Regions from separate parts of the Homo sapiens genome. Here region 2 is linked to region 1. Evidence: chromatin loops called from intact Hi-C (ENCODE). Cell type or tissue: heart left ventricle. All regions are shown on one strand. Links, peaks and the distances in the headings refer to the core of each region. The heading gives the core; the rest is flanking DNA. Region 1 has its middle 300 kb from the start of DMAC1. Region 2 has its middle 250 kb from the start of DMAC1.

Region 1 (16,773 bases), core at 3,296-11,295:
TGGCCATGGAAACATATTCAGTCTGTGGACAAGGCTGGCCAGAAATGCTGAGAAGTTAGCACTCTAGGAAGCAAAGAAGTTTGCGAAAAAATACCCCAGCTTTTTATCCCACAAGAGGAAGTCTCTGACTAGTTTTCTGCACTGACCTTCAGCAGGTCCTCAGGGGCATTCAGCCCCAGTTGCCCCACAGGAACCCCCTGATTAATGTGCCCTTTATTGAATTTTCTCCTTTCTGCAGCTCACACCTCTACTCCCTCACTGTGCTTCATGGGGTTATCTCCTAAATAAACTACTTGCAGCCAAATCCTTTTCCTAAGGTCTGCTTTTGGGGGAACCCAAAATGAAACATTTTACATGTTTATTTGTTTATCACCTATATCCCTCACCACAGGGAAAACTCCACAATAGTCAAGTTGTTTCATTCCCAGTTCTACCTCAGCTTCTATGTTCTTAGCACATAGGAAGCACTCAATAATTATTTTGTTGAATGAACTTGACTGCATTTGCATTTGATTTCTTGCCATTCGGCTATAGCATCATGGGTTGGAAGGTCTGTGCTATTGACTTGACAGAGAAGACAGAATGGAAGAAGGAAAGCAAGATTGTGAAAGTTGGGGAAAAAAAGCAGGAAAAAATGCATATTCTTTCTCACATGTCTTTCAAGGTCACAGGAGCAAGCTTCTGATAAACAGTGCCCAAATCAGAAGTGGGAGTGGTAATTTGGGGGGTCATGAACTCGGCTTCATCACAAGGCTCTCACACTCACTGGAGCAGTGGGCTCCATCACTGGAGCACAACAGGAGGACCAGGTAGGGAAGGAGTTGTGGACAAGACCTTATCCCCTTCCAGTGCTTTCTCTCTCTGGTCACCGGCCTTTCATCTGCATCTGAAACACAAGGGCTTCTTTGAGTGGCAGCCCTGCTCTGCTGGTCACCAGCTGAGAGGAAAGGTGAGGAGTTCGTGGATGTATTTGTTCTTGACTTCAATGAGCACCTCTTTATTTGGGGAAAATCCATCATTTCAAACACATAAGAAGGACCCCACCAAGTAACAAAGAGAAATGTTCATTAGGATGTTCCAGACGCAGAAATCTTCACCAGGAAAACAACAGATGACCCCATTACAACAGGCTCCTTGAGGTCTACAGGCCCCATGAACGCAAGTTCAATTTCAAACACACAATTGAATGAAAATGGCAGCAATTCTTTTTCCTGGAGATTCCAGAGCAGCCTCTCCAGTGAAAGCCATGAAGTTCTGGGTAGAGGAATGGAGTATTAGAGCTGAGTTTGGCTACCAGCACTGGATGACACTGACAGATGGTACAACCCTGGACAACTCCCTTCACATAACCTAATCTCACCTTCGAAATTCAGAACTTGAGGCAAACATGCTCTATCTAACAAAGTTGTCAGAATTAGATAAAATCATGAGAGAAACATTCTGGCACATCTTAGCACTCAATACACATTTGCTAAAATGCTAAAATGCTCCTCAGTGCTGCTCCAAACTTCACCACATTAAGTGGAGTGACTGCTTCCCCTCTGCGTGCTCCATCTTCCCCACAGACTAAAGTGTTTCCCATTTCCAAGGGAACAGGTGATGAGAAAGCAGATCTGAGCGGCTGATCAGATACTAAGTAGAGATGAATGTGAGCATAAGGTGGGAGGGGGAGTGTTATGTCAAGTCCATGCCTGTACATTGTCAGTCTGGGAAGGTGCACTCCTGGGGCATAGAGATAGGCCTTCTCTTTTTTCCTTCCTCATAATTCTACTTCACATCAGGGTCTTACAGGGCCTCCATAAATATTATTTGCAGATGATATCAGTGATGCTCTGCCTCCCACTCCTCCCCCTTGGATGTCTGACCTCATCTGAAAGAAAGCAGTCTTAGCAGTCCTAGCTTCCCTGTTCCCATGATGGTCAGGGAGGAAGGGGAGGAAGGGGAGGAACTATGGGGAACGGTGGGGCAGAGCTATTGGTGGCCTTCCACCTTCCTGCATCTGTGAGTCCCTGTGGAAAAGAAGTCCTCCACATTCAATGGAGGAACAGCCACAGCTCAAGGCAGGAGTGTGAGAACCCAAAGGCTGCTCAGAGGATTTCCCAATGGGTCTGGATCTCTTGAGGATAGCAGGAAGAGGATGGACTGCAGGACCATCAAGCCTATGTTATGCCTACTTAGTCAGCCCAAGACTTTTCCTGAATGTGTTAGAATCTCCTAAAATTACTGTCCTTTTAGGGCCTTAAGAATCAAGGAGAAGAAGAGAATAAGAAGGGAACTGTGTTTATCGGTTAACTAGTATGTGCAAACTGACTTATACCAGCTTTCTATACATTGCTCATTTAGTCCTTTTAACAACTCTGAAGTTAGTGATACATGTTACCCATATTTTATTTGGAATTCATATGGGTTAAAAAAAACGTGCCCAAAGTTATACAGTAAATGTGCCCTTTTTCACCTCACCCCACTGCTCAAGCAATGCAGGTTGTCAAAGATCCTTCCTATTGCTGTGAGGCATGTGCCATCAGAGCAGGTCATTTTGTGTGCAGGCATTTTGGCTGAACCCTTTGAATGCCATTGCTTGATAATCAGAGACATCATTATGGCATCATGAATGCATGTGCATGTGTTAGTGTGGAGAACCTGTCTCAACTCACATTGAGGACATGATCACTGAGAACAAGAGATGGAGAAGAGCTTGGTCCTGGGATAAGGGGAAACTGCTGTTGCAGAAAAGACAACTGTAAAGACACCATCAAAATATTATAAACTACGATTACCCTCCTGGGAGAATCTACAAAATGTATATTTTGTACAAGGCAACTCACCCTGTAGACTGTGGGAGGAAAAAAACCATGCCTACAGTACCCTAAGGAAGTTCCCTTGCTTGCATAAAACAGCCCTAGGATAGACCAAAAAGAAAGGCCTAACATCTTTGATGAAGAATAATTCAGTCTGAAGGAGAATGACAGTCTTTAAATCTGCACCTCTGTATCCCACCCCACATTTTCCAGCCTTACTCCAGGTAGCTACTCCTCTACCCTAGGTGCATCGGGGCACCTAGAAAGTCACTGCTGCCAATTTCAATGCTGCTATGCACTACCCTCTGTAGTGGCAAGAAAACAGAACTTGGAGTGGTAGAGCTTCAGCACAAATCTTCACAACATGGACGTTCACAAGGAATGAAGGCTTAAGCTAGTACCTTACCTCGCTGAATTTTAGTTGCCTCACCTGAGAAAAGAAGAGGTTTCTAGGAGAATTAAGTTAGACAACGTAAGTAAGCCAATACACCTACCTGCTCAATGAATGGTATCAACTATTGTACTATTGGCAATTGCTATTTCTTTGCTGATTCTGAAGTTTCCTAAAAGTTTAAGTGCTGCACTGTCTGAAGGAGATGAAGAGAGGTAATAAAGATGGCAAGGCCTCTCCATGCTCTTTCATTCTCTGATAATTTCTGGTTCCAAAGAATCCAGAGCTCCATAACCCACTTTAGTCCAAAGAAGCAGGCCAGAGAGACAGGAATGGAATGATGCACACTTAGAAACTGCCTGGGGCCAGTGTGCAAGCCCTCCCTTCTCTGCTGCAGAGACCCGGGCTTTACTCAGCTCCACAGGATGCCTCCATTTGCTGCCAACTCATGGCTTTGCTGTCAGGTGAAGCCAAGGCACATCCAAAATGAGAATGTTACTTACCACCTACTTGGCTTTCATCCAAATGTCTAGGCTTGTCTAGGGCATAAATCCAGGAAGCAGCCCTGGAGAGATGTCGGGTACTTTAAGATGACACTAAAGCCTGTGGCATGGACAGAGTAGAGGAGGCAGGAGAAGATGAAGCAGTGATGATGGTTGCTGTCTCCTCGACAGATTAAGGTGAGAGAAAGTGCCAGACTGGAATTCAGAAAATGAGTTAGTTCACCAGCCTTTCCATTTACTGGATGATTCAAATTTCTTGAGCCTCAATTTTTTCATCTACAACATGGGTTGACGAAGCTACATCTCTATAATTCCTTCTACTTCTAAAAATCTGTCTTAGGAAAAAAACGAGATTTTTAAAAACAAAAGAATAAGCCAGTTTATAAATAATTATGTAGACCCCACAGGATTCTCTGTGCTGTATTAGAGTGTTTAATTTAAAAGAAATATTGCCTTGGTCCTCAGTTTATGATTTTGACCTGACATTAAGGGCTGATTAGGTAGCCTATGGCAATATACAGTGATGATAAATTAGAATGTGTCCTGCACTAGGAATCGAAAGACCTGACTCAGAATCCTGGATCGATCCCTCCCCTGAGCTGTGCAACCTCTGGCAAATCACCTAACCTCTCTAAGCATCATATCCCTTTTTGCCTACTGTACAGAGGTTTGGCAGTCATAAAATCAATCATCAAAGTGAATGCATTTTGTATTCTGTAAAGCTGTAAACTAACACAAGACTTCATAAACACCATTACCATTATTTCCATTGTGGCCTACTTACCACAGCACTCTACAATGTTTTCACCAAGTTTGGATGATAAAATACCCCCAGCATCCTCCCATTTGAACTAAACTCTGACATAGTAGGCAAAGCTCTGTCTATCTCAGCCTTGTCTAGACATGGCTTATAGACAAGACACAATGATGGGGAAAGAGTGGCAGCCACTATCTAGGGACTAGGAGGCTGCTGAGATGGCAGAGGAATCAGCAGAGCTCCCAGTTGATTTGGTCCGTCTTTGGAGGTGTTCTGTGGCTCAGGTCTCTCAAAAGGTTCTGGTCTTCATAATATTTACACAAAGAAATCAAAGTAATTTGGTTAATGGGCACCAAAAGTACTGTTGCAAAAGTGGTGGAGTCACCAAACAGCAAAATAAAAAAATTTGCCCTATATTTTCCTATTGTGAGCCAAGATGCTAAGATGAAATTCAGAAGCTGAAGAAGTCTTCATGGAATGCTGAAGGTCAGTAGCCCTGTAGTGACAATCTTACGAGGCTGTGTAAGTCATCTGGAGGGTGGCTCAGGGACCTTTGCTACGGTACACAAGGCAGGCATATTCTCCCTGGTAACTGGATTCCATTAGCTAATCTTGCTCCCTTCACAGTGGGACTGGATGTTGGGCATGCCTAGTCAATCAAGTAGCTCATAAGTGTGGTTGTGGTGCCGGATAGCTCACCCAGGTCAAAGGCATGATCCAAAACCAAGTCTACACATACACTAAATCCACAAGCCAGGAAGCTGGTATAAGCCATGTCCCTAAAGCCAAGAGGGAAATTCAACAACTAGCTGAGTACAATGCACAAGCAGAATTTAAGAGCCAAGAAGATAATCCAGGAGTTTAGTTGCTAAAACAATAGTATGTTCAAAGCCAGTTGAGGCCGATGCCTGGTTGAAAAGTTTGGGTCATCATGGGCAGTGAAGCTCTCCTAGGAAGACCAGCCAAGAGAGTAGGAGGAGTCATTTTGAAGTTGCCGTGTGTTTAGCTGTCCCAAGCTGTCATTTAGCCTTTACATTAGATTCATGAGTGAAGACAATACTAGAGTAAAGACACCAGCAAGGAATGTTACAACACAACCAGCTCCATCTTCTTCTCTTCTACCACCTAAACCTACTACTCCTAGACTGGAAGGAAATGTGTGAAAACATTTTCAGATGGAATGGATATGATTCTATTTTGTCCCTTCTAAAATGTTACCTTTTGGATATATGTTATTTTTATAGCCAATAAAATATAGAGTATACTATAAAAACAGAAAAAGAGGAACATTTACCATTCCTTATCTTAGTCATTAAGGTCTGCTGCCACTGCTAAATACACTACGGTAGATATTTCTAGAAAGTGTTATGGGCAGTACTGATGTACCCAATTCCAGTGTCACACATCTCTTTTAACAAAAAAATACAGTCCCTTGTTTCCCAATAGTGGTGACTCAGGCTACTGTGGATGGCTAGCAGGACTGCTATTCTTAAATAAGCAGGATGTTTGGCTTTCCTCAAATTATACCCATGGGCGGTCATCTCCTTTTGTTACATGTACACCTTCTTTTGGGTCACTGGAGTATCTCTGACATTGTAGACTGAGGAAGAAGGAGGAAAAAAAGAAATAAAGGGCATAATATCAGCACACACACAATCCAATGAGGCATCCGCAGTATAAATATCTCCACTGAGAGAATGCATCTCTAACTGACTAAAGCAAAGATTGGGAGAAAGTGGAGAAGAACCCGAAAAAGCCATTCTTTTGTTTGGCAGCTTTGATTAACTCTACCCATATAATCAATTCCTCTAGAATACTTGTTTTGAAAACAGGACTGTGTTCCAATGTGAAAACTGAACCTAGCTAAACACAGCAAAGGAATACACAAAACACACACACACAGGCACACATGCACATCTCAATAGCAATCAGCTACCTCAGTTCACTGCTTCTGTTATGAGCCACACCCATCGACATCTGGTATTCCAATTTCCCATCTGATTTCAGCTGACCCTCCTTCCAGCTTTTCAGTTATTCACAAGCATCCACCTTCTGATGCCCACTGTCATAGGCAAACCTCATATCATTTTCAAGACAAAGTGCCCTATTTATTTTTTTATTTGTCTATGTCTCTACTGTTTAACTGTGTATAAAACTGTGCTACAATTTTTATTCATTATTCTCTGTTTTTTATGTGTCACTGATAAAGCTCTTAATTGTTTTACTTCTAACCCCATTTTTCTGCACAAGCCCTATGGTTTTTCTTGTGTGATTTTGATCAGCACACCGATTTTTAGAACACCTAATGTGACACACATTAAAGAGCTGACTATACAAAGTTCTGCTCTTGGCATAGTGAAAAAAATCAGGTATAACCCAGGCAGTGTGTCCATGCAATAACTCCTTTCCAGAATTTTAGGGGAAATTTATGCTTTTCTAAATCTGAAACCTCAAGGAAAATTAGTTTAGAGACTGGGAAAATGGGAGAAAGCATAATCCTCCGGTGAGAATTAAAGTTTAACAATTAATATGAAGACATTACTGGCTCTATAAGCCTCATGGTAACCACAAAGCAAAAACCTTTAATAGATATGCTAAAAATAAAAAGCAGTGAATTAAAACACACTACTAGAGAAAATCACTCAGCCACAAAGGAAGGCAGTAAGAAAGGAAGAGAAGAGTTAAACAACTAGTAAACAAGAAACAAAATGGCAATAGTAAGGCCTTACCTATCAATAATAACATTGAATGTAAATGGACTAAATTCTTCAATTAAAAGACATAGAGTAGCTGAATTAAAAAACAAGACTCAACTATATGCTGCCTTCACCTATAAACACATACATAGATTAAAAGTGAAGAAATGGAAAAAGTTATTCCACAAAAATGGACATCAGAAAAGATCAGGAGCAGCTATACTTAGATAAAATAGATGTTAAGTCAGAACTATACAAAGACAAAGAAGGTAACTGTATAGTAATAAACGGGTCAATTCCACAATAAGATGTAACAATAATAAATATATATATGCACCCAATACCAGAGCACTCGAATATACAAAACAAATATTAATAGGTCTAAAGAGAGAAATATGATGGAAAACATTAATAGTAGAGAACTTCAACACTGTACTTTTGGCAATAGACAGATCATCCAGGTAAAAAAATCAAGGAAGAAACATTGTAGTTAAACTATACTCTACATCAAATGGAACTAACAAACATTTACAGAAAATTTCATTCAACTGCCGCAGAATACACATTTCTCTCATTAGTACACAGAACATTCTCCACATAGGCCATATGTTAGGTCACAAAACAAGTCTCACAAATTCAAAAAAGTAGAAATTATATCAAACTTTTTTATTAAAATGGAATAAAACCAGAAATTAATAACAGGAGGAAAATTAAACAACGTGCTTCTGAACAAACAATGGGTCAGTGAAGAAATTAGGAAGAAAATCTAAAAATTTGTTAAAACAAGTAAAAATGGAAACACAACATACCAGAACCTATGGGATAAATACAAGCAGTACTAAGATGGAAGTTTATAGCAATAAACACTTACATAAAATAAATAAACACCCCAAACAAACAACCTAATGATACACCTCAAGGAACTAGGAAAGCAAGAGCAAACCAAACCCAAAATTAGAACAAGGAAAGAAATAATAAAAAGCAGAGCAGAAATGAACTCAATTGAGATGAAAAAAAATTGGAACAACAAAACAAAAAGTTGGTTTAGCTAGACTAAGAAAATCTTTAGCTAGACTAAGAAAAGAAGAAAAGAGACCCAAATAAATAGACACAAAAAAGGAAACATTAAAACTGACACCATAAAAATACAAAGAATCATTAGGGACTACTAGAAACAACTATACATCAACAAATTAGAAAACCTAGAAGAAATGAACAAATTCCTGGAAACACCCAATCTACCAAGATTGAAACATGAAGAAATAGGAAACTTGAACAGACCAATAACGAGTAATGGGATTAAAGAAGTTAGACATTATTGGCTCTAAGGAACCCACTAACTTCAGGTGGAAAACAAAACCAGGAAATTCTCACACATGATATCAAAAGCCAATGTCAGCATTTGTAGGAACCAGAAGAGAAATGCACAGGAGAGAAGAGGTCAAGTTCCAATCTGTTGGTCTTGCATGTAGCTATTGACCATGTTGTTGGGATGTATGTGCAGCCGATCTAGCTGCTAATGGTGAGTCATGCTCACATTAAAATAAAGATTAACAAGTTTATATGAAGAGTATTATATGACTACTATGAGTGGTTTTTAGAGAAATAAATTTTCAAAGAAAAATAAGTTCTTAATCGGCAATTCTGATACCTGATTCTCTGTAACACTATTTACCTTGCTGAGAGATACAAACATTATATTATTTGAATACTGCTCAGTGATGTTGCTGGTGTTTTCCAGTGTTCAAATATTCATTATAGGCTTCATTTTTTGGTAAATGCTACTAAAATATTATTATTTTTTTTTTTTTCTGAGACGGAGCCTCTACTGTCACCCAGGCTGGAGTTCAGTGGCGCGATCTCCGCTCACTGCAACCTCTGCCTCCCGGGTTCAAGGGATTATCCAGTCTCAGCCTCCCGAGTAGCTGGGATTACAGGTGCCCGCCACCACGCCCAGCTAATTTTTTGTATTTTTAGTAGAGACGGGGTTTCACTATGTTGGCCATGCTCGTCTTGAACTCCTGACCTCATGATCTGCCTGCCTCGGCCTCCCAAAGTGCTGGGATTACAGGCATGAGCCACCGCACCCAGCCAATATTACTTATTTTTTAAGCTGTCCATTACATATCTTTTAACAATAAGTAAAGAGTATAAAGAATGTTGGATATATTTTTTAAATAACTTATGATGTGGGGCATCCCTGAAAATGCCAAAGAATTGCAATTTCTCATTTCCAAAGATTAGTATCTTTCTGGGGCCAGGCACGGTGGCTGACATCTGTAATCCCAGCACCTTGGAAGGCCGAGTTGGGTGGATCACTCTGAGGACACAAGTTTGAGACCAGCTTGGCCAACATGGCAAAACCCCATCTTTACTAAAAATACAAAAAAAAAAAAAAAAATTAGCTGGGCGTGGTGGCAGGTACCTATAATCCCAGCTACTTGGGAGGCTGAGGCAGCAGAATCACTTGAACCAGGAAGGCGGAGGCTGCAGTGAGCCAAGATCATGCCATTGTGCTCCAACCTGGGCAACAAGAGAGAAACTCCGTGTCAAATATACCTATGTATTTATTTCTGGAATTTGGAAATGCTAAATACAGGCATGGTCCTTGGCCAAAATACAGCTCAACTTCTAAGGAACCTCAATGGCATGTTCCTCAAAGGTATATTATAGGCTTGCAATTTGGGATCCAAAGTCCCTGGAACAATATACTATATCCCACAACTGTTCTCATTTCTCTCTTGACCAGTTAGAGTTAGAATTCAGAACCAGCTTATTAATATTTTTTTAAACTCAGGCTTCAGACTTAGACACCATTACAATATGCACATGTGTGCACATATAAACACACACGCCGAAGAGACCACAGTTATAAAAATCTCCTTGGTCTTTTAAAAAAGCAGCCTCCCTTGGCCCAGAAGTCCCAGTCACTATTCGAATGATGGATAGAGGTTTCCATTTCTCACTCAGTCAGCCAGCTCTTTGTCTGCACCCCTTAATTTCAGAAGAAGCAGGAATTCCTCAGCAAAGCCCTTTCGAGGTTCACAAAGGCACAGCTGCCATAAATCAAACATTGGTGACATTGGTGAAGTCAAGGAATAGTGCTGCAAGTAACATTTTCCTCGACCTTGCTGAGAGAAAGTCAAGTCTTGAGTTTAATGAAATGAAATATCTTTATTGTGAACATGAATAAGCCTGCCAGAGTAGTTCTCTTTTGAAGTGACTTAACTGGTCTGTGAAGAGATTTAAGCCCAGTCTCCCAAATCCAAAGGCAGAAGCAGCCTTCATCACCCACCTGGAGGTATAGCCAAGGGAAGGCTGTTTTCTAAGCCCAGAGCTCTGTGCAAAGCTAACTAAAGCTGGGACATCTTGAAGGCATTGAAAGAAAATGAAGCAAACAAATGAACAGTGAATCCAAGAAGAACCAAACTCACCTGTCTCCTGGCCAGTATTTTCTCTCCACGGGCAAAGTAAAAACCCATCATTAGTAATAGACAAAGAAAAGGATGGCATGGTCTGCACTCTGGATTCAAAAATTGACTTTTTAAACCTGCAGACGAATTAAGTTATGAGTGGATGAAAAGATGTTACAGTTATTCATACAGTGGAGAGATTTTTCAAAATACTCTGGTAGAGTCAGAAAGCCCACTGAATTTAATTTGAATTCTAAAACTTTTATTAAAGATACAAGTGTGTTTTTGTTTTTAAACCAAGAGATAATTTTGTCCCTGTGTTATTAAGGATTAATGTAACTCAAAGGCAGACGTGACTTCTATAAAATGAATTTTATTTTTTTCCTCCCTTTCTTCTAGCTATCTGGAAAACAGTAAAACAATTAGGGAAAGAACAAAGAACTTCTCTATGTCTTTAGTTACCCTTGCTGAAGAAACGAGTCCCATATTCTCAATGCTCAATCCTTCTAAGGTTTACTGGGCAGGTCCTAACGGTTTTACTGGGCTTGTAAAATAAACATTTCTGAAGTTGAAATAGTTCACCTTGAGAAAACTTGTTCCAAGTTTTTATCCCCTCTTTTGGATATGGTCCTGACCTATGAACCTGATACAATGAGTTCCAGGTGTTGAACTCTGTGTGGGAAGGAGGTCCTGTCTGCCCTTAACTTTTCATAAAGAGTCCCTGCCCAGATAAATGATTCTCATTGACTTTTACAGATGATTTTTCTCTGGGCTCTCTTTCAACACCTAACTTATACTTAACGTCTTTATCTTCATACACACCCGAGAGAGAGAGAGAGAGAGAGAGATTCAATAATACAGATAATTTCACACTTTATAATTTTTTTTTTGAGATGGAGTCTTGCTCTGTCGCCCAGGCTGGAGTGCAGTGGTGCGATCTCGCCTCAATGCAAGCTCCACCTCCTGGGTTCATACCTTTCTCCTGCCTCAGCCTCCTGAGTAGCTGGGACTACAGGCTCCTGCCACCACGCCTGGCTAATTTTTTTGTTGTTTTTTTTTTTTTGGTAGAGACATCGTTTCACCGTGTTAGCCAGGATGATCTCAACCTCCTGACCTCGTGATCCGCCCACCTTGGCCTCCCAAAGTGCTGGGATTACAGGCATGAGCTGCCACACCCGGCCCACACTTTATAATTTTTATACAAAACATTCCATAATTAAAACGGTATTTATATAATACTTCTAAATTGATAGAGCCATTACAAAGATTTATGGTAGAAAACAAGAGATGGACTCCAACAATTCAGAATTGTCCCCAAACTCTATTGCCTGCCACAGAACATAATCCATGTTTAAAACAAAAAAAAACACCAAAAAATGGCTGACTTACATGAGAACCTATGGATAAAAGCAAGATTATGTGAGATAAAGAGTAGGACGGATAAAGAGTCTGAGTTGCAGTCGCAATGCTCTACAAGCATCTGTATGAATTTAGGAAATAAATCAATCTCTCTGGCGCCAGTATTTCAACTGCAAATGGTAGATTGCAGTGAATGTATCCTAAAGTTCCTTTGTAACCCTGATATTTTATAACTGCATTTATTTCTTAACAAGTTAGCATGTCTTAAATTGGGAGGCTTTCCAACAAATGCACCTTAAAATTGCTGTTGACCAGGTGGCCATCATATAGTTGTCATTGACTAAAAACTTGGTTAAACAACAACTTGGTGTGTAGTAGCTTGGTTGTTATGCTTGAGAATAAGAAAAGACAGCTGTAAGCTTTCAACATTTTAGTTACAAATTATTTGAAGACCATTAGAAGAAGGAATAGGAGAGTTGGTTGTAACTTCTATTGGCAATTTCTGGTAAGATCAAGAGAGCACCAGAAACAAATCTCATAAAATGGGTTTAGAAAAAAATCCTGGAGACAATAGTGGTACACTCATAAGAAACATTGTGACACAAAATACTTGATGACAGCCAGCCACATTCTGGAGGATAACGCAATCATTGACAGCCTGTTGCAAAGTAATTCAAAAGAGCCTACCTCTAAACGTGAAGAAATCTTAGAAATTCACAAACCAATTTATATTTTTCTTTTTTTCAGATAATATGAGTGATAAATGATAAAACATATGTGTTAATCTAAAAGACCTCTTGCATTAAACATAATATTATGTATTATGTTTAATACATATTACTGTACATAATATGTAAAGTATAACATACCTGTTGGTCTTGATAGGTATCATGTAATATTTATAAGTAATGAGAAAGCATTGTCATAGTTGCATCAACAACTTTTTTTCATCTGCATATGTAAATTAAAAGTGCATCTTAAATCTCTGACATCTCAGAAGAGGTAAAATATAGCATGCATAAGCTAGATATTGGAGGATCCTTATAGCAACTTCTGTTTTTTGCCCAGCATCAACCATGAAGAAGTCATCAACTTTTCTTGGAATTCCTAAAATCTTTTTGTACCAAAGTGTTATGGGGCAATACTGATTGCACTAAAGACTTCCAAAGATATATGGAGAAGGAATATTACATCATTAGTTGTATACTCTGTTCCCAGGCAAAAATAAAATCCCCATTGGACCAATTCTCCTCGCCTTTCTCAGGTCTCCTCTTCTTGCACTGAATTTGACTCATCTTCTTTCTTCTACCCATGTTTTAAAACTCGTTTCCTTCTTCTGGTTGTTGGGGACCTGTGTATCATTAGGGTTTGCGTGTACTCCTAGAGTACGCTTACCAATGCTTCCTTTTGACATCTTCAATCTTTCCCTAGGAAGGAATTTTTATACTACCGCTAAAAAGATAAAAATTTCTTCATGTTACCTGTGATTTATTTTCCCTCCCAATTGGCAATATTTGCTGCAGAAAAAGAAAAAGATGAAAACCTCAGTCAGCAATTTAAGGCACAGATCTGTGTTTGGAAACTTGTAATTCTCTACTCATGGACCTTACCACAATTTCCCAAATCATAAAATTGTGAACTACTGCAAGAGAAAATACACCTAGACCAAAGGAAAGAATGACACATCTGATGTCTACTGTAATAAAAAGTAATATTTAACAATAAAACACACAACTGTGTGATTTATTAAATGGAGGCCCTTCTGGAAATTTTTAACTCTAGAGCAAAGGACTTGACTGTACATTTTGCTTTAGGGTTTGGACTTAGTTCACAAAAATTGAATATGGCTGCTAAACCCTTTGAAAGGTTTTTGTTTGTCTATTTATTTTTTCTCTTGCATTAAGCCTGTGGGACTGGACACAGAGAGTGAAAGTAGGTTGTTTGCTTGGCCAGCATCCATATTCCCTTCCTGCAGCAATAGTACCTTGATTTCCTTTTGTGGATTTCACCTTTTCCCTCACATTCTGCCAATGTTGTTTTGAAAGAAATTGACAAAGGTAAATCCTGATTGACCTGAGTCAATTTGCATAGCTAGCCCCTTGGCCACAGGGATTATTAGATTAGCACGTATCCCAGTCAGACTCAATGAGACCTTTGCTGCACCTTCTGGAAGAAAAGAAACCCTCTCTTTTCCTCTGGCCTTAGCAGATTGAGGGAGTAAAAATCTCACTTCTCACATTGCTTTAGCCACCTCAATGCTATGAGCGGGAGCCAGACTGCGGATAAAGGCCACCCCCAGACGATGGTGAGCTGATAGATGTCTGTTGTCTACATTGTTTGCACCCTGAATCAAGCCACTCCTAAAGCTAGCCTTCCCCAGAGTTTTCAGTTACATAATCCAAGAAGTTTATTTTTTGCTTAAATCACTTTGTGTTTCTTTCGCTTGTAATATAAAGAGTCCCAGACAACATAGTGTACGTTTATAGCATCTAAAATAAGAATTCATTCCATATTTATTTTCTCACTCATTTTTAAAGCATTTACAGAGTACCTATTATGTGCCAGGCATTAGAAATAGAATAATGAATACTCTCCAGACCCTGACCCTCCAATAGGACAAGCTAGAGGTATAAGCATATGATACAATGTAATATGGATGAGGTGGAAGGCACTATCAGAAGACACAGGATGAAGCGACTAATTCAGCCTATGAGCGCCAACAAAAAACGTTAGCAGGTGAGGAAGGGACATTCTAAGAGAAGTAAATAGCTTGTGCAAAGGTCCAGGAACTGGCATGGCTCTTCTGGGAAACCACTGAGAGTCTGTTGTGTTTTGCACATGGGTTCCTGAGCTAAGGGCAGAGGGATGTGACTGGAAAGGTAAAATCCTTTATCAATTTTAAAGGACTTTGTACATCTGGTCATCAGTGACTTATGCACAAAGGGATGTCACTGTCAAGACCTGAACCAATAAAAAGATGCAGACATCTTCAAGTGGCAACATGAGTGCGTTTTCCTTGTCTAATCACCTGAAGCTGCCTGACTCAAGCCAGAGTTGCTCTCCTAACTAGGCCTCACTCTCCTCCCCCACCTCTGCTACAAAGAAGAATTGTAAGGCTGATGCTGACAGCCTCCTGTGCTATTGTGCATTTCAGATATTCATCTGTGCTCTGGAAAATGGCTTGAAATTCTCCATGGAGAGTGCAGACAGAAAGGTCAACAATTATGCAAAATGAGTAATAGGCTTGGAGCAATCAGGCCACACAGCTGTTGCAATGAATTCTCGGAAACCCGCCTGCCAGGTGTCTGTGTCTCTGCCCAATGGCCCTGGCCAGGCATCCAAAGCCAAGCCCTTAGTTAACTAGTATTCCTAGACAGCTAGGGGAGATTCTGAATGAAAGCAGAGAAAATCAGAAAAGCCACAGCTCTGTGTACAGGAAAAAAAAAAAAAAAAGTCTTCTTGAGGCTCCACTAAAGGCATCAGTGAATAATCTGTTCTCAGAGGTAAGAGGTTAAACAAGGAGCCAAGAGTTAAAAACTCCAACCTGGGGCCAGCCACACTTCAATGCATAGCCATGAAAATGCCTGAAGTGACCTTCTGTTCTGGGAGAACATCATATAGCCTCCACTTTTTCTGGAGAGGGAATATCAATCCAGCAGGAAAACATTGCTGAGAATCTCCTATGTAAAAGGTGCTAGGGAATGCAGAGACAAATCACACCTTAGGGTCCAGGAAAGAACAGGCAATCAGCCAATGTGTGCCAAATGTAGGTTAGCGAAGCCAACTGCTTTGATAAAAGAGGAAGGGAGTTTCCACATACGGAAAGCATGGCATCTGTTCAAATAAATGGCTGTTCCACAGGTAGGTGGCATCCTCACTGATAAGGAAACTGAGGACCAGAAAAGTGATCCAAGGTAGGGAGAAGAGAGATTGGAAGTAAGTCCAGCCCAATTCCAACATGACACCATTTCCCACTTTTCCAAGGATGGCAGAAAGCAAGAAAACTCTTTCGTAGGTAAACCTCAGCTTTTGAACTAGGATTTATAGAGTTTTACCAAAGCCAGGGTACAAGAAAAGGCACATCTTTCTATAATGTCACTGTCTTAGTCAGCTCATGCTGCCATAATGAAAGGCCATGAACAAAGTGGCTTATTTTTCACAGTTCTGGAGACTGGGAAGACTAAGATCAAGGCACTGGCCAACTGGGTTATTGGTGAGGGCTGTCTTCCTGGTTTGCAGACAGCCACCTTCTCATTCTGCTTCACATGTCTTTCTTTAGTGCATGCACTCAGGGAGAGGGAGAGAGAGAAAGCTCTCTTCCTTCCTCTTCTTATAAGGCCACCAATCTTATTGGATTAGGACTCTACTTTTATGACCTCCTTTAACCTTAATTATCTCCAAAAAGTCTTACCTCCAAATACACTTACTTTGGGGATTAAGACTTTAACGTATGAATTTGGTGGGGGAGAGGGACACAATTCAATCCATAGAAGTCACTTTTACTTGAAAAATTGGGAGGTGGAGAAATTGTTTTTTAAACCAAAAGAAACTCAATTCTCTATGGCTTATAATATAAATTGCTAAAATGTTTTAAGAGGAAAAAGTGGGTCTTCTGGTTATACCATGAGAGTTTTGAGGGCTTACCTTTAAGAATGCTGTGACAATTTTTGAGAGGTCTCAATAGAGGGGAATAGAGGGAGAAACACCTGGAAAGATAGGATGGAGCGAGTAGGTGGAGGGTCTTGAATCCCAGATGGCATGAATCCCTGAATGCTGATGAGGCTGACCATTTTCTGTTAGTCACTCCAGTCTCATTCTCCACCTTCTCCCCTGTTCTGAGCTCAGGACTCTTGCAG
Region 2 (16,773 bases), core at 4,577-12,576, 53 kb before region 1:
AAATAGCTGCCAAAAACTCACCTAATAACTAAGATCAATATAAATTATTGTGTGCTCACTTGAGTCAGACATTGTGCTGAACTCTTTATTTTCTTTTCTGCCAGCCCCTCTAATACTAAAGTATACATTGTTATAGTACCAGAATATAAGCTCCCTGTAGGCTAGGACCATCTGGTTTTATTTACCGCTTTAGAGACTCCTCTGTTCTAGGTGATTATCAACAGCTTTACCTCGAACCTATTGTACAAAATGGGGAGTGGAATAAAGACAAATGGGCCATTGTTAAATACCAGGAATAAAATTACAATGCCCCTGAATAGACTGACACTTTGGCTGGGGAATATATCCTTGTAAAAATTACCTTAGATAAATCCCTTGTACTTCACAGTGTCTGACACATTATAAATGCTCAATAAATATTTGTCAACAGTATGAACAAGTGAATGAATGCCTACTTTGTGCAGCTGCAATAGTAGTAAGACATTGTCCTTGCTAAGAAACAGTACATTGTTACAGGAGGTATAGAGGACTATGGGCCATAGGTACATGGGCAAGTCAACATTTAATTTAATATGTTCTAATTTCCATCCTAATTCTTTCTCATATGAGTAAATAGCAAGATTAGAATGAAATTCAAAAAAAAGTCAGAAATGTAATTATTAGAGAAAGGTGATTATGACTGAATGTTACACTGGAAAGAAGCAACTTACTCATTAAGTCTGCTTTCTGCTCAGCCAAGAAATATTCTTTTCCAAAGTAAGAACTAATCACTGATCCTTGCACAATTAGTTCTGCACCAGGAGAATGGGGACAGTTCAAGAGCCTCAGAAACATTTGCAAAACTTTCCAGTTTAATCTATTAACACCTCAGAAAGGAACATATCATAGCAGAGTTACAAAAGTCTGGAAGTGAGGTCTCCTTTTGGGATGTGGTAGCTAGCGGATTGCTGTTTGGCAATTTAAACACAGTGAGGAGGAATAATTTAAAATATCCTGTGTGCATTGAGGAATAAACATCTCAAGATGGAGTAACTATGTTGGAAACAAAGTCAAATGCCAAGCCAGTGTCTCTCTGTTTACTTTTCTCAACAAGATTATCTAATTCAAGGTAATATATAAAATATTTAATAATTCGTATGGCATAGGCACTGAGCTATCAAAACTGACTCTACCCATGTACAAAACAACAAAATAGTCCACACATTGACTGACTATCCAACCTGCTCCCAGCAACTCTTCTTAATTTGATTTCTGGGCTTATCTCTTATCTCCCTAGGTGACTTGGTGACATCGGACAGCCTCTCCTACTGTGGTGAGTGCAAACCTCTGCCCTGGGAGTCAGAGAATTTGGGTTTCGGTCTTAGCTCTACGCGTTTTATGACCTTAGGGAAATTGTTTCATTGTTCTGTGCTCAACTTGCTTCTTTGGGAAAACAAGGAGATTAGGAGATTGGGCTGACATTTTTCAATGTGAGTGCTATGGACATTGGCAGGCAAGGAACAGTTGTTTATGATGTAAGTCTGTCCAGCACATGGCAGGGTATTTAGTACCCATGTCCTCTGGACACTAAATGCCACTAGCACTCCCCAGTGATTGTGATAACCCGAAATGTTCCATGAATTTCTACTGTTGCAAAACAAATTGACTAGACAGTCTCTAAGGCCCTTTTCACTGTTAACCTTTTAATATTTCTTGCATATCCAGTAAACAGTTCTATATAAGTAATGTCTGTTTTGCACTGGGTGTTTTCTAATTCTCTACAATGACAAGCTTACTGTAATATTCCAGGTCAAACATTTCTGAACAGCTCTCTGACTTAGAAAGCCAGGAAAACTTGCCATCTAGATAGATGAAAAAAGAATCAGCAACCCCATTAGGCCAGCAGTCCAGCAAATTAGCAATTCTCAACTTTTCAGAAGTGCATCGGCAAGATCCAGTTATGAGAAACAGACACCTGATTTAGTATTTTAAGTGAATGAGATTCAATATGGGGAACTAGGTCCTTTCAAAATTTTAGAGAGTTTGGAGGAACAGGTTCTAGGCTGAGCCTCCAGAAATGACTCCTAGAAAACTATTCAATGATTCATCAAGGGAGCTGTTATCCCCACCTCTAACAGGAAGGTAGGGAATAAGAAGGCTGCTTCTGGAACTGTGGTCTTCATGAACATACTCTTGCAATGGTGATCTAATATTACAATACCAAGGCCTTCATTGCCACTGCCACCATACTGCCTCTTACCACCCATGATGCTCTTGAGTGGTCCCTGGAAAGGTAATATTGAAAATCCAATGTTATACCGGCAGAAAACAACCAAAACAGCAGAAATATGGTCCGTGCCTCACTTCAGCTTTATAAACCTAAAGCATATACTTGGGAGAACTAAATTTATATCCATTACAATAACTATACAGATAGTTTCTAACCATCAAGTTTCTACAGTGCAGGAAGGGACAAGAGAAGAAGCTTGATATTAGGTATCAAGATACCACACCTACCGTGGAAGGCATGAAGCTGTCATAATCTGAAGAAAGCCATGACTCTCCACAGAAAAAAAAAAAGTACATGCTAAATATATATAAGTTTGCATATGTTTTCATGGTATGTACAGATGTCCCAAAAGCCACAGTGAACCCTAAGGACACTTACACTAGAGCAGAGTTTCTGAACCTTGACATAATTGACATTGGAGGTTATCTAATTCTTTGCTGTGGGAAGCAATTCTATGCATTGCAAGATGTTTAGCCACATCCTTACCCTCTTCCCACTACATGCCAGAAGTACCCTCCCACTTCAGTTTTTACAGCCAAAAATGTTTTGCAAACATGGCCAAGTGTCCCATTGAGGGGCGGCGGGTAAAAAAAGACCAAAACAACCAAACAAAAAGTCCTTAAGTCTGGCCGGGCTCTGTGGCTCAAGCCTGTAATCCCAGTACTTTGGGAGGCCAAGGCGGGTGGATCACCCAAGGTCAGGAGTTCAAGACCAGCCTGGTCAATATGGTGAAACCCCATCTCTACTAAAAATACAAAAAAAAATTAGCCAGGCGTGGTGATGTGCAACTGTAATCCCAGCTACTCAGGAGGCTGTGGCAAGAGAATCACTTGAACCTGGGAGGTGGAGGTTGCAGTGAGCCGAAATTGCGCCACTGCACTCCAGCCTAGGTGACAGAGCAAGACTCGGGGCGGGGGGCGGGGGTGGGGGGTGGCCAGGGGAAGCAAGCCCTTTAGTTTTATTTATCTGTAAAGGATCAATATGAACATAAAACTTTGTGAAGAGAAAGACTTGATCGACAGAGTCATGCATACAAACATCATGAACTACGATAGGTAAAACTGTTGAAGAAATATGTACATAACAAGAGCATGGACAAGAGCAGCTTCAAAAATGGATTCAGAAAGGGGATTTAATATTGTAATTAAACCAACAGAACCTGGAATTTAGACTCAGAAGACCTGTGTGGTGGTTAATTTTATGTATCAACTTAGCTGAGCCGTAGGATACCCAGATATTTAGCCAAACAGAATTGTGGGTTTGTCTGTCAGGATGTTTCTGAATGAGATTACCTTATGAATCAGTAGACTCAATAAAGCAGATTGCTCTTTCTAATGTGAATGGGCCTCATCCAATCAACTAAAGACCAAAAGAGAACAAAACGGTTTTGTCAGAGGAAATTCCCACTGCCTGGCTATTGTGCTAGGACATTGGTTTTTTCTGGACTTTAGAACTTGGACTAAAACATGGGCTTTTCCTGGATCTCAAGCCTGCTGGAACTTACATCATCAGCTCTCCTGGTTCTTAGGCCTTTGGATTCAGACAAGAACTAAACATTGGCCCTCCTGGGTCTTCAGCTTGCCAATTGCAAATCCTGACCCTTGTCAGTCTCTACAACAATGTGACCCAATTTCTTTTTTGTTTGTTTTTTGTTTTTAAGTTCCGGGATACATGTGCAGAACATGTAGATTTTTTACAAAGGCATACGTGTACCTTTGTGGTTTGCTGCACCTATTAACCCATCCTCTAAGTTCTTTCCCCTTGTCCCTCCACCCTCTAACATGCCTGGGTGTGTGTTGTTCCCCTCCCTGTGTCCATATGTTCTCATTGTTCATATCCCACTTATGAGTGAGAACATTCAGTGTTTGATTTTCTGTTCCTGTGTTACTTTGCTGAGGACGATGGCTTCCAGCTTCATCCATGTCCCTGCAAAAAACATGATCTCATTCCTTTTTATGGCTGCATAGTATTTCACGGTGTATATGTACCACATTTTCTTTATCCAGTCTATCATTAATGGGCATTTGGATTGGTTCCATGTCTTTGCTATTGTAAATAGTGCTGCCATAGACATACATGTGCATGTGTCTTTATAAAGATTTATATTCCTTTGGGTATGTACCCAGTAATGGAATTGCTGGGTCAAATGGTATTTCTGGTTCTAGATCTTTGAGGAATCGCCATACTGTTTTTCACAATCGTTGAACTAGTTTACATTCCCACCAATGGGGTAAAAGCGTTCCTATTTCTCCACAGCCTTGCCAACATCTATTAGTTTCTTGACTTTTTAAAAATTGCCATTCTGACTGGCGTGACATGGTATCTTATTGTGGTTTTTCTCTGCATTTCTCTAATAATCCATTATATTGAGCTTTTTTTCACGTTTTTTGGCCGGGTTGTTTTTCTCTTGTAAATTTAAGTCCCTTGTAGACTCTGGATATTAGACCTTTGTCAGATGGGTAGATTGCAAAATTTTCTCATTCTGTAGGTTGCCTGTTCATTCTAATGATAGTATCTTTTGCTGTACAGAAGCTCTTTAGTTTAGTTAGATCCCATTTATCAACTTTTGCGTTTGTTGCAATTGCTTTTGGTGGTTTTGTCATGAAATCTTTGCCCATGCCTATGTCCTGAATTGTATTGTCTAGGTTTTCTTCTAGGGTTTTTATGGTTTGGGGTTTTACATTTAAGTCTTTAATCCATCTTGAGTTAATAATATTTGTATAAGGTATAAGGAAGGGGTCCAATTTCAGTTTTGTGCATATGGCTAGCCAGTTTTCCCAGCACCATTTATTAAATAGGAGATCCTTTCCCCATTGCTCATTGTTGTCAGGTTTGCTGAAGATCAGATGGTTGTAGATGTGTGGCGTTGTTTCTGAGGTCTCTGTCCTGTTCCATTGGTCTATATGTCTTTTTTGGTACCAGTATCATGCTGGGCATGCTGCTTTGCTTGCTGTAGCCTTGTAGCATAGTTTGAAGTCAGAGAGAGTGATGCCCCCAGCTTTGTTTTTTGTTTGTTTTGTCTTTTGCTTAAAATTGTCTTGGCTATACAGTGTCTTCTGTGATTCCATATGAAATTTAAAGTAGTTTTTGCTAATTCTGTGAAGAATGTCAGTGGTAGTTTGATGGGAGTAGCAGCGAATCTTTACACTATTTTGGGCAATATGGCCATTTTCACGATATTGATTCTTCCTATCCATGAGGATGCAATTTTTTTCCATTTGTTTGTGTTCTATCTTATTTCCTTGAGCAGTGGTTTGTAGTCCTTCTTGAAGAGGTCCTCCACTTCCCTTGATAACTGTATTCCTAGGTATTTTATTCTTTGTAGCAATTGTGAATGGGAGTTTATTCATGATTTGGCTCTCTGCTTGTCTGTTGTCCGTGTAAAGGAATGCTTGTGATTTTTGCACATTGATTCTGTATCCTGAAACTTTGCTGAAGTTGCTTATCAGCTTAAGAAGTTTTGGGGCTGAGATGTTGGGGTTTTCTAAATACAAAGTCATGTCATCTGCAAATAGAGATAATTTGACTTCCTCTCTTCCCATTTGAATACCTTTTTTTCTTTCTCTTGCCTAATTGTCCTGGCCAGAACCTCCAGGTTGAACCACTATGTTGAATAGGAGTGGTGAAAGAGGGCATCCTTGTCTTGTACTGGTTTTCAAAGGGAATGCTTCCAGCTTTTGCCCATTGTGGGTTTGTCATAAATAGCTCTTGTTATTTTGAGATATGTTCCATCAATACCTAGTTTACTGAGAGTTTTTAACATGAAAAGATTTTGAATTTTATCAAAGGCCTTTACGGCATCTATTGAGATAATCATGTGGTTTTTGTCTTCGGTTCTGTTTATATGATGTATTACGTTTACTGATTTGCTATGTTGAACCAGCCTTGCATCCAGGAATGAAGCTGACTTGATCATGGGAGATAAGTTTTTCGATGTGCTGCTGGATTTGGTTTGCCAGTATTTTATTGAGGATTTTCACATCAATGTCCATCAGGGATATTGGCCCCAAAATTTTTTTTTTTGTCTGTGCCCATTTTTGGTATCAGGATGATGATGGTTTCATAAAATGAGTTAGAAAGGAGTCCCTCATTTTCAATTGTTTTGAATAGTTTCAGGAGGAATGGTACTAGCTCCTCTTTGTATTTCTGGTAGAATTTGGCTGTGAATCTGTCTGGTCCTGGGCTTTTTTTGGTTGGTAGGCTATTAATTACTGCCTCAATTTCAGAACTTGTTGTTGGTCTCTTCAGGGATTCGACTTCTTCCTGATTTAGTCTTGGGAGGGTGTGTGCGTCCAGGAATTTATTCATTTCTTCTAGATTTTCTAGTTTATTTGCATAGAAGTATTTATAGTGTTCTCTGATGATAGTTTGTATTTCTGTGGGGTCAGTTGTGATATCCCCTTTATCATTTTTTATTGTTTCTATTTGATTCTTTTATTAGTCTAGCTGGTGGTCCGTTTCGTTAATTTTTTTCAATAAACTGGCTCTTGGATTCATTGATTTTTTTGGAGAGTTTTTTGTGTCTCTATCTCCTTCAATTCTGTTCTTATCTGAGTTATTTCTAATCTTCTGCCAGCTTTTGCATTAGTTTGCTCTTGCCTTTCTAGCTCTTTTAATTGTGATGTTAGGGTGTCAGTTTAAGATCTCTCTAGTTTCTGATGTGGGTATTTTAGTGCTGTAAATTTCCCTCTTAACACTGCTTTAGCTCTGTCCCAGAGATTCTGGTACATTGTCTCTTTGTTCTCATTGGTTTCAAATAACTTACTGATTTCTGCCTTAATTTCATTATTTACCATGGAATCATTCAGGAGCAAGTTGTTCAATTTCCATGTAATTGTGTGGTTTGAGTTAGTTTCTTAATCCTGAGTTCTAATTTGATTGCACTGTGGTCTGAGAGACTGTCATGATTTCAGTTTTTTGCATCTGCTGAGGAGTGTTTTAAATCCAATTATGTGGTCGATTTTAGAATAAGTGCCATGTGGCACTGAGAAGAATGTATATTTTGGTGATTTGGGGTAGAGAGTTCTGTAGCTGTCTACCAAGTCTACCTGATCCAAAGCTGAGTTCAAGTCCTGAATATCCTTGTTAATTTTTTGTCTCATTGATCTAATATTGACATTGGGGTGTTAAAGTCTCCCACTATTACTGTGTGGGAGTCTAAGTCTCTGTGTATGTCTCTAAGAACTTGTTTTATGAATCCGCGTGCTCCTATACTGGGTGCGTATACATTTAGGATAGTTAGTTCTTGTTGAATTGATCCCTTTACCATTACGTAAGCCCTTCTTTGTCTTTTTTGATCTTTGTTCATTTAAATTCCATTTTGTCAGAGACTAGGATTGCAACCCTGTTTTTTTTGTTTTGTTTTGTTTTTGTTTTTGTTTTTCGCTTTCTGCTGAGAGGTCCACTGTTCGTCTGATGGGCTTCCCATTGTAGGTGACTTGGCCTTTCTTTCTGACTGCCCTTAACATTTTTTCCTTCATTTCGACCTTGGAGAATCTGATGATTATGTGTCTTGTGGTTGATCCTCTCGTGAAGTATCTTAGCAGTGTTTTCTGTATTTCCCGAATTTGAATGTTGGCCTGTCTTGCTAGGTTGAGGAAGTTCTCCTGAAGTGCGTTTTCCAGCTTCTTTTCATTCTCCTCATCTCCTTCAGGTACTCCAGTCAATTACAGGTTCGGTCTTTTTATGAAGTCCCGTATTTCTTGGAGGCTTTGTTCATTTCTTTTATTCTTTTTCCTCTAATCTTGTCTGCATGCCTTAATTCAGCAAGGTAGTCTTCAAACTCTGATATCCTTTCTTCTGCTTGGTGGATTTGGCTATTGATACTTGTGTATACTTCACAAAGTTCTCGTGCTGTGTTTTTCAGCTCCATCAGGTCATTTATGTTCCTCTCCAAACTGGTTATTCTAGTTAGCAGCTCCTCTAACCTTTATCAAGGTCTTAGGTTCTTTGCATTGGGTTAGAACATGCTCCTTTAGCTCAGGAGAGTATTTTATTACCCACCTTCTGAAGCCTACTTCTGTCAATTCATTCATCTCATCCTCCATCCAGTTCTGTGTCCTTGCTGGAGAGGCTTTGCAATCATTTGGAGGGGAAGAGGCACTCTGGCCTTTTGGGTTTTCAGCGTTTTTTCATTGACTCGTTCTCATCTTGAGTTTGTCTCATTTCAATCATTGAAGCTGCTGACCCTTGGATGGAGTTTTGTGGGGACTTTTTTTATTGTTGATGCTATTGTTGTCACTTTGTTTTTCTTTCAATGCGTCAGGTCCCTCTTCTGTAAGGCTGCCATGGTTTGCAGGGGGTTCCCTCCTGTGCCTGGAGATGTCACTTCAGGAGGCTGGAGAACAAGAAAGATGGGTGCCTGCTTCTTCTTTTGGGATCTCTGAATTTGAGGGGCACCAAACTGATGCCAGTAGGATCGCTCCTGTATAGGGTGTCTCACAACCCCCGTTGGAGGGTCTCACCCAGTTGGGTGGCACAGAAAAGAGGACCCATTTAACAAAGCACTTTGATGACACCTTGGTGGAGGGGGTGTGCTTTGCTGGGGGGAAACCCACTCATCTGGGCTGCCTGGATTCCTCAGAACTACCAGGAAGAAAGGGTAAGTCTGCTGGTCCGCAGAGACTGCGGCCACCCCTCTCACTAGGGGCTCAGGCTCAGGAAGATCTGGGTTGGGTCCCTGAGTCTCTGGCTGAAGTTGTTGGAGTTCCTGCAGGGAAACCCCACCCAGTGAGAAAGGATGGATCAGGGTCAGGCCTGAAGAGATGTTCTGCCTGCAGTCTGCCACAGCCCGTGTGTTTGAATGGTGGGGGACACCTCTAGGGGCCAAGACGTCCAGCCTCCCTGGCTCCAGCAGGGGAAAAGCACAGCCTGGAGCTATGGAGATGGATGCCACCCTTCCCCCAGCCAGGGAGCTGTGTTAGGCAGTTAAGAGTCCCAGAGCTGGCTGCTGTCCCTCCCTCAAGGAGCTCAAAAGGCTTAGACAGCAGGCAGCCACAGCTGTGGTGCTGGTCACCCCTCCCCCCAGGAGCTCAGCAGGCTTAAGCAGGAAGCTGAGAGGCTGTTGAGAATCTGCTCAGCTCCAGGGTTGAAACCCTAGGCCCTGGTGATGTGGGTTCGTGAGTGGGATCTTCTGATTCATGGGTTGCACAGTTCCATGGAAAAAGCACCGTTTCCCAGGCTGGGTAGCACATTCACTCACCGCCTCCCTTGGCTGGGGAGTGGGGGCTTCCCTGCCCTGTGTGGCTCTCAGGTGGGCTGTCACACCACACTGCTCTTCCTTCCTCTCCATGGATCGTGCCAGCCACCTCGCCAATTTCTTGTACTAAATCTCTTTCTATACATATACTTTCTATTGGTCCTGTTTCTCTGGAGAACCCTAATACAGTTCGATTTAAGTGTTAGTTCTATTGCCCAATCTGTGAACTTGGACAAGTCAGTTTAACTCTCTGAGCCTCTGTTTTCTCACCTATAAAATGGAGATTATGGAAACACTTATGTCACAAGATTACTGTTTGATTGAGGCAAGGTGGACTGAGTAGCTCTCTTTACCTGTATTTTACAAGAACTATGTGTCTTTTAAGGCATTTCCTCCTTCCTACCACAGCCACCCTGAGTCACTGGGAACAAGTATCTACAGATGTACCTGTGCCCCTATCTCAAAAAATGGAACCAGGTGCACTCTACTCCACTTGGTGAAGGTTCTTCCTTCTGATCCATTTGAAAATCATATGAAGGTTGTTTCCGTATCATTGGCATGATTCTTAAGGATGAATTTAGAAGAGTTAAACATTCAAACTTTAGCAAGTTTTTATCTTTTGGAATTTTTGTTTTGTTTTGTTTTTGAATTTGAAACATTAAAGAAAACAATTATTGGGGATCAAAAAAATCTTATTTCCCTGCCAAACCATATGCATCGAAATTGTTTCTATCAATGGAAACAGTCCAAGAATTTGAAAAACAAATCCCAGTGAAAACACGCAAAATTAAGTTGGCAATTTCTTCTTTTTGATTTTTTTAAAAAAGAAACCATAAACTAGAAGACATAGAGTTTTCTTTTTTAAACGAATTTCTCATCTTCCAGCAGGAGCCATTCTTTTCACAAATCAATGCTTACTGCTAAAAAGAGAAAGCTTAATGGATGAACATTGTGGTAAAAGTGAAGGCCCCTCCGAACACATTTTAAAAGGAAATTACAATTCAGTAAATTCTCCTTCCCCTCTTGTTCTGTTTGTATTTCCATTCTGTGCTGTTGCTAATTCGAAAAGCCAGATTTTCACTCCACTCCTCATTCTGTTCAACTTTACAACCTGGATAAGCCTTTCTGACACAAAAGACTTTATGTTGTGGGACAAGAGGTTCTGGATCCTGGATTTAAAGTCTAATTTGGAGCCTTCCTGTGTCAAATTCATTCACCTCTGCAAATACATTGTAATAAAATAGTGACGGTCTGATTAATCTACAACCGTTCAAATGTATCTGGAGAAGCAAGTGCTTTTCCCTTAGGCTCAGATTGGCATAAGGGCACAAATATTGCCCTAAAGCAGTAATAAAGATCCTTTCCTATTAAAATGAACAAGTCAACAAAAATATCCCTGTGTCTCAAAGAAAATATCCCTCTAGAAGATGTTTATCAAAAGTTATTCACAGAATTATACGGTCATCCCTCTGTATCTGCAGGGGATTTGTTCCAGGACACACTGCCCTCATAGCAAAATCTGTAGATGTTCAAGTCTCTGATTTAAATCGTACAGTATTTGCATATAACCTATGCACATCCTCCTGTATACTTTAAACCATCTCAAGATTACTTATAATACCTAATACAATGTAAATACTATGTAAATTGTTGTAATACTATATTTATTGTTATATATATTTATGTATATATATATGTAATATATATATTGTTTTATATTTTCAATCCATTGTTAGTTGAATCTGTGGATATGGAACCCAAAGATATGTAAGGTCATCTGTACTAACTACTATAATCAATTTCACTAATGTGAAATCATAAAATTTACAAAGATTGTTTAGAACAGTATGCTCAACCTGTGTTATCCATGGCATTATTACTTAATAAATGTGCAAATAATAATAGGTGCTGGTATTAATTACCTTTGAAAAATGCTAATCCCCTCTTAAAGTGTCATATATTACATAGTATATTAAACGAACTGAGAAATTCTTCGGTAAAGAAATTTAATCTTATTCTCCAAGATTCTTCTAGACTTACTTGACTACAGACCTCTTTTTTTCATAAAAATATGTCTTAACAGATGTGAGATTAGAAATCTTTGCAGAGCAGTTTGAAAAATGTTGGTTGAGGATCTCAACCTACTATATCACTCACCTCACCCTGGCACATATATGTGCGTGCACACACACACATACACATATCAGTATCATAATTGCTCCTTTTAGAGGCACTCACTTTTCTCTAATACAGCTCTCCAAAACTAGCTTCCTCTCACCATCAAAACATGTTTATCTTCTGTATACATTCCTAGGATCCTGCTTTCTGCTAACAGGCAACTTATGTGATCAGCTATTTGAAAATTTGAAGGTAAAAATGAGAGCTCTGGAATGAGAATACCTAGATTTAAATTAGGGTTTCATAATTTATGAACAGTATGATCTTGGGCAAGTTACTTGACCTCACTAAGCTTTAACTTTCTGCTCTATACATTAAGCATGATAATGGTGCTTATTTCATTAAGTCACTGTGATGTTTAAATGAGATGATTCCTACAGAAATGTGTCTGACACAAAGTGTTCAAAAACATTTTAAAGAAACAAATATATACATGAATTATAACAATTAATCTCATGTGGGGCATTTTTCCTTCTGCTTTATAAATGTTTCCTTTAGATAAGGTTGTTGTGTAAATCCTTCAAGGGAAGCCTGTGAGCCTTGATAACAAGACCACACCAGACAAACTATTTGGTCCCAACTGCCCAACTCCATCTCATGCCTCCCTCCCTCTGGCTGTCTGTGCCAGTCTCAATGAACCTCTTTCAGTTCTTGAAACAGGGCTATACTTTGTCTTTTGCACATGCTGTTCCCTCTGCCTGAAACACTCTTCCTCACTGCTGCCTTGCTTTGACGTAATCAGGCTTTTGGCTGAAATGATATTTCCTCTAAGAAGTTTTCTTGATACCACCTCCCCACCAGACTAGTATAGTTACCCCATGTGCTTCCCCTATAATAATATTCATCACACTTGATTGTAACTTTATCTGCCTCCTCAGCTTTAGGGACTGACTCTGTGTTTTTCTCTCTCTCTTCTCCTCTCCCCCCAGCCCCCGCCACAATTTATCACAGAACAGAACATACTGGTGGTTTTATGAATACCTAGCTGGTACAGGAATCCTTACTCAACCCTCCAATCCCATCCTCCATTTTGCACATACCACAAATGTATGTCTTCCACACATAAGTCTTACGCAACCCTAACAGGGGAAGCCCTTATGATGTCTGAGGAAAACTTTTTTCATGCGCCAGGTAAAAGGGAGCTTAGAATCTGATATATTATAAATTAACTTAAAGAAAATAAGGAAGCGTGACTTTATTACAAAGTAAATTCTGCCACAAAGGTAATAGGATTTCCATTTTGAGGATGCAGCTTAGAGAAGTAAAGCAACTTCCCATAATCGCACAACTAGTAAATGACAGAACTGGAATCTAAATCTTGGACTTTCTAACTCTTAAGCAAGCTCCCTTCAATTTTCACAACACCATCCTGTCTGCTTTAGATACCATGCCAATCAAAAATAGGATACCCAGAAAAATGTTCTGAATATAGACATCCCAAGACATATGGGGTGCAGCAGTGCCAGCAGACCAATGCCAAGCAGCATCCATAGATAAGAGAGATTAGCACTGCATGCAAGCAGAAGTCTCCTCCAGGCTGAGTTCTTAGCAGGCACAGGAATTCTGTGTTCCATAGTGCCCTTTCAGCATGACAACTTGGAAGGATGGGAAAAGCCCAGACTTTGAATCAATCTTCAATTTTAATCATTGCTCTGCTACTTTAACGTTGTGTGATTGTGGCCTGGTCACTTGCCCTTTCTGAACCTCAATATTTTAATCTATAAAGTAGTCATAATTCTACCTATTTGTCAAGGATAATGTGAGAATCCAGTAACAACCTGTGTAAAACTGCCTAACACAGCTCTGGAGCCCGTCGGATACTCCCTCTGTTCCCTTCTCTTTGACCAGTGGTTTCTGATAAGAGAAAGCTGTCTTCTTGAGCAAAAACTACCTTTCCCTATGGATAATCTCCCTGTTCACTGATGCCACCATAAGGACTAGCTCTGGGTGTTGGTATCTTGGCCCTGGGAAGAGGTGGGGAGGTTGACAGAGGAAGTCAGTGGATCCCTTTTCCAAGTTGGCCCTGGACCCATGGACCAGAGATAACAAGGAGTTCTGTGCAAAGAGAACACATTGGAAGCCCGTGTGCTCTGATGTGGGAGAAAGCTGGGTCATGCTATTTGAAGTGGCCTCCAGATTGTGAAACTCAACCCTGCTCATCCTCCCCACAAACATCCTGGTGGCTGTGTGGTAATGGACAGCTATCATTATAGCATTTATCCATCTCTGGCCTCAGACCTCCCAAGGCCATCTGAAAACCAAACTCCTAGCAAGGATCAAATGGAAAGGACAATAAGTTTGAGCCCAGAAGTTGGAAATGGGAGGCTTGGTAGAAACCCAAAAAAAAAGGAACAATCAGGAGCTACTCTCATTTAATGCTCTTTCTACTGAAGGAGTATCTTTGTCACTGCAGTTCTCCAGGGCAATCTAATGAAGTCTCTGTAAAAGAATCTGGTTCCACGCATAGGCTGCCTATTGATTTCATCAGTAGTTCTTTAAAGGGTTCAATTAAGGGTAAGAAGGAAAGCAAAGCAAAGTTGTGTCTAAAGAGTGGGAAAACCCAGATCCAAAAAATGTGAAGCTGGAATTTTTCAGCCCTTCTAAAATGTGATAAGGATCAGAGTGTAAGAGAGGCAATCAATTATGTCATTAGGACAGGTCACAAAAGGGAGAAAGAGAAGAAACACAGAAAATTATTGACAAGTGCATGAAGACAGTGCCTAACAAAGATGGTGCTTTCTCAGTCCTCCAGGAAAATAATACATCTTTTCTCCTCAATATTCATATCTTCCTCATTTTAAAAAAATTATAGCCAGCCAATTCCTATTGACTGTCATTATTCTTTTATTTAATCAAAATGTGTGCTTGGATATTAGTTTTAGACCCTGTGCTAGACAGGTGGAAAAAAAGGTGAACAAAAATAAACACAGTCTTGCTCTCAGAAGATTCAAAATTTAATTGGAAAGATAGACATTAATCAAATAATCACTTCCATTAATGTTTGATTACAAACTGATACATAAGTGTTCAGGAGGAAGAGAACTTGGTGATATGAGAGGGAAATTGACCTACACTGGATAGGGGCACCATTGAAAGCTTCCCTAAGTAAGTTATTCATGAGTTGATGTCAAAAATATGAATAATAAAGCAAAAGTGTACCAAAATAGGAATGAATAAGGAAGATACTGGGTGATGCACCAAATTACAGGAAGACCGGAGGGAGGAATAAACTCAGAAAATGTCAGGAATCAAGAGAAGCTGGCAGCAGAAACTCTCCTGGACTTGCTCCCAAGCACATAGCCACTCCTGCTCCATGATGTGGCTGCTGAGGTCAGTAATTAAGTCCCATTGTCCCTTTGGCTTTTTGTCACTAAGTCAAGATACAAAGCCTGGAGTGGAAACTCCCAGCTGTACAAACCTAGGTCAGGTGCCCAAGAGATAGGCTTCCCTCCTTTTGAGTCACATAATAGGATTTCCCAAAACCAGGAAGAGGAGTGGAACACTGGATGACAAAAAGAAAAAGAAAAAGAAAACCTCTACCATGGGAGAGAGGGGGAGAAAGGCATGGCAGAGAGTGAGAACTGCATGCACAGTAGCCCTTGCCTAAGTGTAGAGACACACTAAGAGAGATAGAGATAGAAGAGGCTGAAATCCAGGCAGAGTCATACTGATTCAGTTCTTGCAAAGCTCTTAAGATTTGGATCTTTACCTTGAGGCAATAAGAAATCATTGATGACTTTATCAGCAGAAGGAAAGCATATTCAACTGCATTTTGGAAAGATAATTCAGAATACAGGAGAGAGAACAGACAGTGAGGGCACAAGAGCAAATGGGGAGCAGTCCACATTTGTAGATACCGTGATGCGTAGATAGTAGACACCGTGATGTGTATCCCAGGTCCCCACTTCAGGACTGAGGCACATCTCCCCAGCTACAGAACTGTTGGTTGCTGACAACTCACAGTTAAATCCCTTTTTGAGACTAGCCCTTGGCGTAAGGAAGCTGCCACAGGGAGGCTATGTCCCTCCCTGGAGACAGCTGGCATCAGATGACTAATCAGCATTGCTACAAAGGCTTTATTTGAGGTGGCTCTAAAGGGCTATCTGAGCTCCAGAGCTCCCTGTGGGATCAGCTGAGGTCTCATGGCAACTGCATCACAGTTTCAGTTCTCCTCCTGCCCGATCCTGCTACCCTCACTCCTCATCATTAGTGACTCCTGAAGCAGTCCTCAGTAATCTTTCTGCATACAAATCTCCATCTCAATGGTTTTTTTCTCAGGAATCTCGACCCGAGACAGCATGACAATCAGAAGACTATAGGAGCCTAGCAATGAAAACAGGGTAGCCTCGACTATGGTAGAAGTAGATACTAGGGAGAGAAGTGTGCTGATTAAACTTTTCAAGGCCCAAGGACCTGAGAATCATATGAGAGAAGAGACCATTTGCAGAGTTAAGGAAAGAAACTCACCCCTTCCTAGATTAGATGTTTCTAACTTCCCTAGTGGTTGAATGGAAGAGAACAGTCATTCCTTCACACACTGGCCCAAACACAATTTCAAACCTTATCCCCATTCTAATAACCACTAATGCTCCTGCTGCAGTCGGCATCTGCCATAGTGTATGATGTGTTGGGAGCTGGCTGCCTCCAGAGCTGAGACTCTTAAGACTGGAGCAGCTGTTACAGGTCTGGCTCTCCTGCCTGATTCTTTGTAGCCATATCACTAAATTTCCAACAGTCAGTTCATTTTATGGCCTTTTCCCCCTTCTCTTTGTAATGCTGCTACCGCCCAGTGCAGAGGCTGCCAAGAGGGTTGATTTCAAACACAGGGCTTTTAAAAGGTGACAGATGAGATGATGTCATGGCATGGAAGGTAAAAAGCCCCCTTCTTCCTCCAGAGTGGTTTAACCAATAAAATTAATTTGCCTGTTTACAATCTAAAATAAAGACAAGATGGTTTAATTTTTCAATAAAAAGTTTTGGCAGGAAGGAAGGGAGTTATTAGCATGCTGATCAGGTTGAGGGGGAAACCAAATGTAGACAGATCATCCTGAAGCCACACTGAAGGGCCTCACCTCTCTCCTTCTGTCTGCTGGTTGCAGAGGGAGCTGCCATGATGCAGCTCTAGCTA

The links. A loop is a pair of places that touch in the nucleus more often than their neighbours do. Peaks named below come from ENCODE experiments on the same cell type or tissue, not always from the same donor. Only the 100,000 strongest peaks of a DNase experiment are listed, where the experiment ranks them.
Region 2: it touches region 1 in a loop (6-fold over the local background); 2 of 110 quality-filtered maps call a loop at or near these places.

What each region holds. Positions count from the first base shown.
Region 1 is chr9:7,487,606-7,504,378 of GRCh38, reverse strand. No RefSeq gene overlaps it. Among named protein-coding and RNA genes, the nearest start is that of DMAC1, 300 kb to the left of the region's middle. In heart left ventricle, for the core only: no CTCF peak of the experiment used is centred there; no DNase peak of the experiment used is centred there.
Region 2 is chr9:7,541,896-7,558,668 of GRCh38, reverse strand. It overlaps the pseudogene PPIAP33. Among named protein-coding and RNA genes, the nearest start is that of DMAC1, 250 kb to the left of the region's middle. RefSeq lists an enhancer at 9,118-9,713. In heart left ventricle, for the core only: no CTCF peak of the experiment used is centred there; a DNase peak (open chromatin) is centred at 9,258; H3K27me3 peaks cover 455 bases.